Linked DNA regions of Homo sapiens: region 1 is linked to region 2. Evidence: read pairs that join two places in POLR2A ChIA-PET (ENCODE). Cell type or tissue: CD4-positive, alpha-beta T cell. All regions are shown on one strand. Links, peaks and the distances in the headings refer to the core of each region. The heading gives the core; the rest is flanking DNA.

Evidence for each region. ChIA-PET counts read pairs that join two places held together with the same protein. Peaks named below come from ENCODE experiments on the same cell type or tissue, not always from the same donor. Only the 100,000 strongest peaks of a DNase experiment are listed, where the experiment ranks them.
Region 1: POLR2A ChIA-PET joins it to region 2 with 5 read pairs; 2 of 35 experiments call an interaction of 5 or more read pairs at or near these places.

Annotation. Positions count from the first base shown.
Region 1 is chr1:27,381,862-27,384,768 of GRCh38, forward strand. CD164L2 (CD164 molecule like 2) reads right to left here and starts at 1,472. Exons shown (of 6, transcript NM_001330448.1): 1 at 1,291-1,472; 2 at 639-806; 3 at 467-538. The coding sequence starts at 1,378. In CD4-positive, alpha-beta T cell, for the core only: no CTCF peak of the experiment used is centred there; a DNase peak (open chromatin) is centred at 1,520.
Region 2 is chr1:27,783,442-27,786,348 of GRCh38, forward strand. All of the region lies in intron 1 of STX12 (syntaxin 12), which reads left to right. Among named protein-coding and RNA genes, the nearest start is that of STX12, 12 kb to the left of the region's middle. In CD4-positive, alpha-beta T cell, for the core only: no CTCF peak of the experiment used is centred there; no DNase peak of the experiment used is centred there.

The sequences.
Region 1 (2,907 bases), core at 152-2,651, 400 kb before region 2:
CACCCCCTGACTCCCATCAAGACCCCAGCCCCCACTCACCGCTAAACTTCCGATTCAGATGCAGCCCTGTCCCTACTCTAGACATCCAACATACTTGCAAGCCCCACACAGTTCCCTCCACCAGATGTGCTCTCTCTCCATCTCTACCTTCCAGGCTCATTACTGATGCCACCTCCTCCAGGAAGCACTCCCTCTCATTCCCTCTGAACTTCCAAAGTCCTTGCTATGCCTTAAACTAGAAGAAGAGCTAACACTCCCATCCCCTCCACACACCTGTACTAATTTTCAGATGAGGAAATAGGCAGAGAGAGGAGGGGACTTCTCAGTGAGCTAAAGGCAGAACTGATACCGGGCCCAGGTATGGGTGAGCAAAATCCACCGCCTGAGAGAGGCTGTTTCCTCCTGGGGGGCAGGCTATGGCTGGGGAGACCCATGCAACTTGGCTTAGGTGCAAGAACCCCCTTACCTGGACATGCCTCTGAGCGGTTGTAGATGGAGCAACCTTCCTTGACCACCTCAGATTGGGCCACACAGTGTCCTGGTGAGAGAAGGTGCAGGGGGGAGGTTTGGGGAGAGGGGCCAGGGCCTTGGGGTTCAGAGCTGGGGGCACTCAATCTGGGGAGGGCTCAGCTCCATACCTGGCTCCTCTGGCCGGCACTGCTCCCACACGCAGCTGGAGAGATTGCGCGCTCCGTCTCCCTCCACGCAGTGCTCACAGACCTCCAGCTGTTTGCAGGCCCCTTGGACCGCCGGCCAGATATTCAGGCGGATCAGGGCTCCCCTCCCAAAGCCTCGAGCTCCTTTACCTGGTAGTGCGGTGGAGTGGGAAGGGAGAATTCCTCGAAGCCAAGCTGTGGCACCCGCCCACCCTCCCACCCAACACTCCGGTGGCCCTCGCCCCTCTGCACACATCTGGGCTCTCACACTCACCCCTGGATCCCCAAGCCCCAGCGCACACCTGGAGCTTCCACAGCAGAGGTCTACACACACCTAGAGCCTCCCCACATTCACCCAGAGCCCCTCCCTTTGCATACACCCGGGGTTCCCAGATTCAGTTGGAGCCACCTCCCCCAGACCACCTGAAGCTCCCTAGGCCCCCACACCTGGGGCCTATATTTACACACAGGGCTCCACACAGAGCTGGAGCCCCCTCTCCCACCCCTGGAGGCCTGCACTTGGCCGGAAAGCCCCCTCCCCTCAAGCCCAGGCTGCTCCTGGGGAGACGGCTGGCTGAGGTGCAAGCTCCATCCGTCCCCGTCGAGCCCCTAGCCAGACCCTGCCGCGAGTTACCAGCCACAGCCAGCTGGGCACATAGGAGGAGGCAGCAACAGCCGCCACAGAGCGCAGTCCGCAAGGCGCGGGGTCCCGGAGCCTCCATGGGCTCGCGGGGTGGGGGTGGCCGGGGGCGGTGGCCGGGATCGGTGGACAGCTGCCGGGCGCGTCCCTCCCAGACTGGGCTCGGCTGAGCGTGTGCGGAGCGAGACCTGGGCAACCGGGGCGTGGCCAGGTGGGGGCGTGGCCAGTGGGAGCGGCAGGTGGGGCGGGGCTCGTCGGTCGGGGCGGAGCCAGGTGAAGGCGGGGCCAGTTAGGGGCGTGGCTAGTGTGCGCGGCCAGGTGAGTTCGGGGGTCTGGGGCGGGGCTTGGACTAAAGCAGGTGGGGTCCAGGACTGGTGGCTGGCGTGGTTACTATGTGCCTCCAAGGGCAGCTTCTTGAAAATTCTGGAAAGTACCGACTGCTTTGATCCTTACTTCACAGGTGAGGAAACTGAGGCTCAGACAAGATGAGTGACTCGTTCGAGGTCACGGAGAGAGGCAGTGGCAAAAATCTGGATTCGAGACGAGGTCACTTCCCTGCCTTCAGGGCTCGGTGCAGGCCCCGCTTTGTACACCCTCCACCCAGGCCCCATGACCGCTGGGCCGGGCCCTAGCTGGCCCCTGCCCTCTGGCTGCCCAAGCTTAGCTTCGGTGCTCCCTCTCCATTCACTGCACCCCTCCACCCGCCTCCCTTCTGCCCCTCATCCGCTGTGTCTGCCTCTGGCCTACCACACCCTCTGGCCAGGTCAGGGGTGACGCCATTACTAGGCCAACTGGGCCTCTCCGCAGCCTTCCCCACGGCTACCACTCCTGCCCTGGCACCAGCCTCTTTTGGTTCTCCTCAGGCTCCTTAGGGGGCACTTCCTCTCCTTCCTCTTCCTCCTCCCCTCCTCTCCCCTCCTTCCCCCATCTGCTTCTCCTAACCCTCTCTTAATCGATGGTGGCCCAGGTTAGTCCCAAGCCCTGTTCCACACTCTCCTGGGGTCATCCTGGACATTCCACTGCCATCAGTCCCCACTTGAAACCCAACAGCTGAGGCAGGAGGATTGCTTGAGCCCAGGGATTTGAGGCTGTAGTGAGCTGTGATCATGGCATTGCACTCCAGCCTGCGCAACAGAGTGAAACCCTGTTTTAAATGAATGAATGAATGAATGCCAACAGGTCACGTATCCCAATAAATATATACACCCACTATGCACCCATTAAAAAAATTTTTTTTGAGCCAACAGATCTCTTAATCATCTCCAGGCCAGTTCTGACTTCACAACTGCCACACCTGTAACTGACAATATATAGCTAGCAATTATTGACCCCTTACTAGCCGAATGTACATTTTGAGAGCTTTTACATGCAACTTCCCATCTAATGTCCACAGCTACCCTCTAGGCATGAGTTTTGTCATTTCCCATTTGCAGGCTGCTCAGGGGCACAGGGTTTCAATGCAGCAGGCCAGGATGTAAAGCTAGGATTGAATGATGCTGGAGGCCATGCTCCCTCTGCTGTGCCTCCCATGGGTCCACGGCATCTCCACCTGAGTGTCCCTGAGGCCCCCAAAACTGCCCACTCAGGGGAAAAGAGACCCTTCGGGTTCTG
Region 2 (2,907 bases), core at 170-2,669:
TTCTGCCTCAGCCTTCTGAGTAGCTGAGACTATAGGCATGTGCCATCATGCCTGGCTAATTTTTGTATTTTTAGTAGAGATGGGGTTTCTCCATGTTGGCCAGCCTTGTCTCAAAACTCCTGACCTCAGGTGATCCACCCACCTTGGCCTACCATAGTGCTGGGATTACAGGTGTGAGCCACCACGCCCAGCTGAGTCCTAGTTTTAAAAAGAACAAAATTGCTTACACAGAACTGAAGGACTTGTCTTTACCTTTGGCCTAGTCATCTGGTTTCTAGGATTATGTAACATTTCATAGGAAATACCCAATTATTTTCCTTCAAAAAGTTGTAGCACATCAGTCTAACATAAAACCTTCATTTAGTAGAATGCTTGGAAAAGGAGTTTTCTCATTAACCAAGTTAGCCAGAAGATTCAACTCATCCTGGTAAAAATATTTCCAAAAAGCATCACTTGGCCAAGCGTGGTGGCTCATGCCTATAATCCCAGCACTTTGGGAGGCTGAGGCAGGCAGATCATCTGAGGTCGGGAGTTTGAGACCAGGCTGACCAACATGGAGAAACCCCATCTCTACTAAAAATAGAAAAAATTAGCCGGGCATGGTGGCACATGCCTATAATCTCAGCTACTCGGGAGGCTGAGGCAGGAGAATCGCTTGAACCTGGGAGGCAGAGGTTGCGGTGAGCTGAGATCACACCATTGCACTCCAGCCTGGGCAACAAGAGCGAAACTCTGTCTCAAAAAAAAAAAAGTGTCACTTTACTTTTTAAATTTTTATTCATTTGTCTATTTATTTTGAGACAGAGTCTTGCTCTGTTGCTTAGGCTGGAGTGCAGTGGCATGATCATAGCTCACTGCAGCCTCAAACTTCTGGGCTTGAGCGATCCTCTTCTCTCAGCCTCTTGAGTAGCCAGGACTACAAGCATGCGCCACCATGCTTGGCTAATTTTTAAATTTTTTGTAGAGGCAGTTTTCACTATGTTGCCCAGGCTGGTCTTGAACCCCTGACCTCAAGTGATCTGCCCACCTTGGCCTCCCAAATTGTTGGGATTGTAGGTGTGAGCCACTGTGCCTGGCCTCACTTTTCTTTTTGATATTTTAAGTATGCTCAAGGGCAAATAAATGTATCTGTAAACACGTTATTCCTTTGTGTGCTTTAGGTTTACTGAAAGATACATCTCTTAGATGTAAAATACATGAGTCATTGAGTTACTAGTTTTGAACAAATCCCTGATGTTGGTGATTATAGAGGGCAATATACAAAAAGTCCTGCTTCTCTGGGTTCCAGTAAACTACGACACTGTTGTCCTTATGATTTGAGTTTTAGGGTATCTGATACCTGAGTCTTGCTGGAAACTTTAAAGAAAATATCTTAATATTTAGGAATTTAGAAAGTGTTAAGGCTTAGATTAATTCTGGTGCTTAGCTAGCAAATGACCCTATAATATTCCCAACACCCCCACTTCCTCAACCCCTCCCTATCTTTCCACCCCCCAAATTTAGGTCATCCCAACAAAGGAAATCAGAAAAGTCTAGATGAAGAAGAGTTCTCCACTGAGAATATGCAGAGAACAGCTGATTATTAATTGATTTTTTCATATTCTATAAAATTCCCATAGCTCTGTAGCTTATTTAATAAATTTTGATAGATGATTAATAACTTGATACTTTGGCATACTTCTAAAGTTTCTAAGGAATGCTCTACTTTTTAAAGACACTCAATAAGAAAAGACCTATTTCCTTGACTTTTTTTGTCAGATCTACGTTTACATGTTATCATATATTCAACCATTTTCTGGATGGGTGTGTGTGTGTTGGGAGGAGTTATACATACACAAAAATGAGTAGAATGCAGTCCCTGCCTTCTAGAGGGATATAGTCAGTCCAGTCCTGTTTGTACCTTGCATTTATGAAGTTAAGAAAGTCACAGGTGGAACCTTTCTAAGCCAAACTTTCGGGTTGCAAAAGTACTCCTTGGTTACACAGCATAATTCTTTGACTGGAGCTATTTCACTGTTATTGAATTTTGGAATTGAGCAGTGGTGGGAGTACTTAGAGATCATTTAGTTCTTACATAGTTGTAAGGATTTAATGAGATAAAATAAAAACCTTACACAAATAGTTTAAGTATTCAGTAAATGTCAGTGAAATCTGAATATCATCTATAATTGGTGAAAAAGAGACCCAGTCAAATGAAATGACTTGCTTAGTGCCCTGCATCTAGTTAGTCGTCAAGTCTGGCTTAGATTTCAGGCCTCATTATTCCTAGCTTATATTCTTCATTCATATCTTCTGCCTCAAAGAGCTTGCCAGAATGGAAAAGGGAGGCTAACTCAATTAATCAGTAATTGATTATGTATCACCTGGGTGCCTGGCACTCTGCTGAACTCTAGTGAGTACAGAGGAGTGTTCCCATAGGTGCCAGGGAGCTGGAGAAGGGAGCAGGTTAGAGGAAGGACATCAGCCTATCTGGAGCAGAGACCTATTAACTTAGGTATCAGATAAGTAGGGTGGGGCTAAGTGGAACACTGGGAAATCTAGGCCTGCCCTGTGTGACTACATTCTTTTTCCTGTAAGAGTCAGCCTTTTGAGAGACTGTAATGTGGCACATTCCACTGCAGTTAGCCCTGGGTTTAAATTCTGGTTGTAATGACACTCTGTTCAAAACCTACCAGTGATTTCCCACTTCATTAAAATTCAAAGTCCTCATAATTGTTTGCAAGGCCCTATACAATCTGGGTCCCTACTACCTCCTTGGCCACCTCTCTGCTGTCTCTTGCTCACTCTGCTCTAGCCACCCTGGCCTCCATCACATCAAGTACCCTTGCTTTGGGGACTTTGTACTGATTACTCTCTTCTCCTAGAATGCTTCTCCCCAAGATAGCTGTGTGGCTTGATCTTTCACTT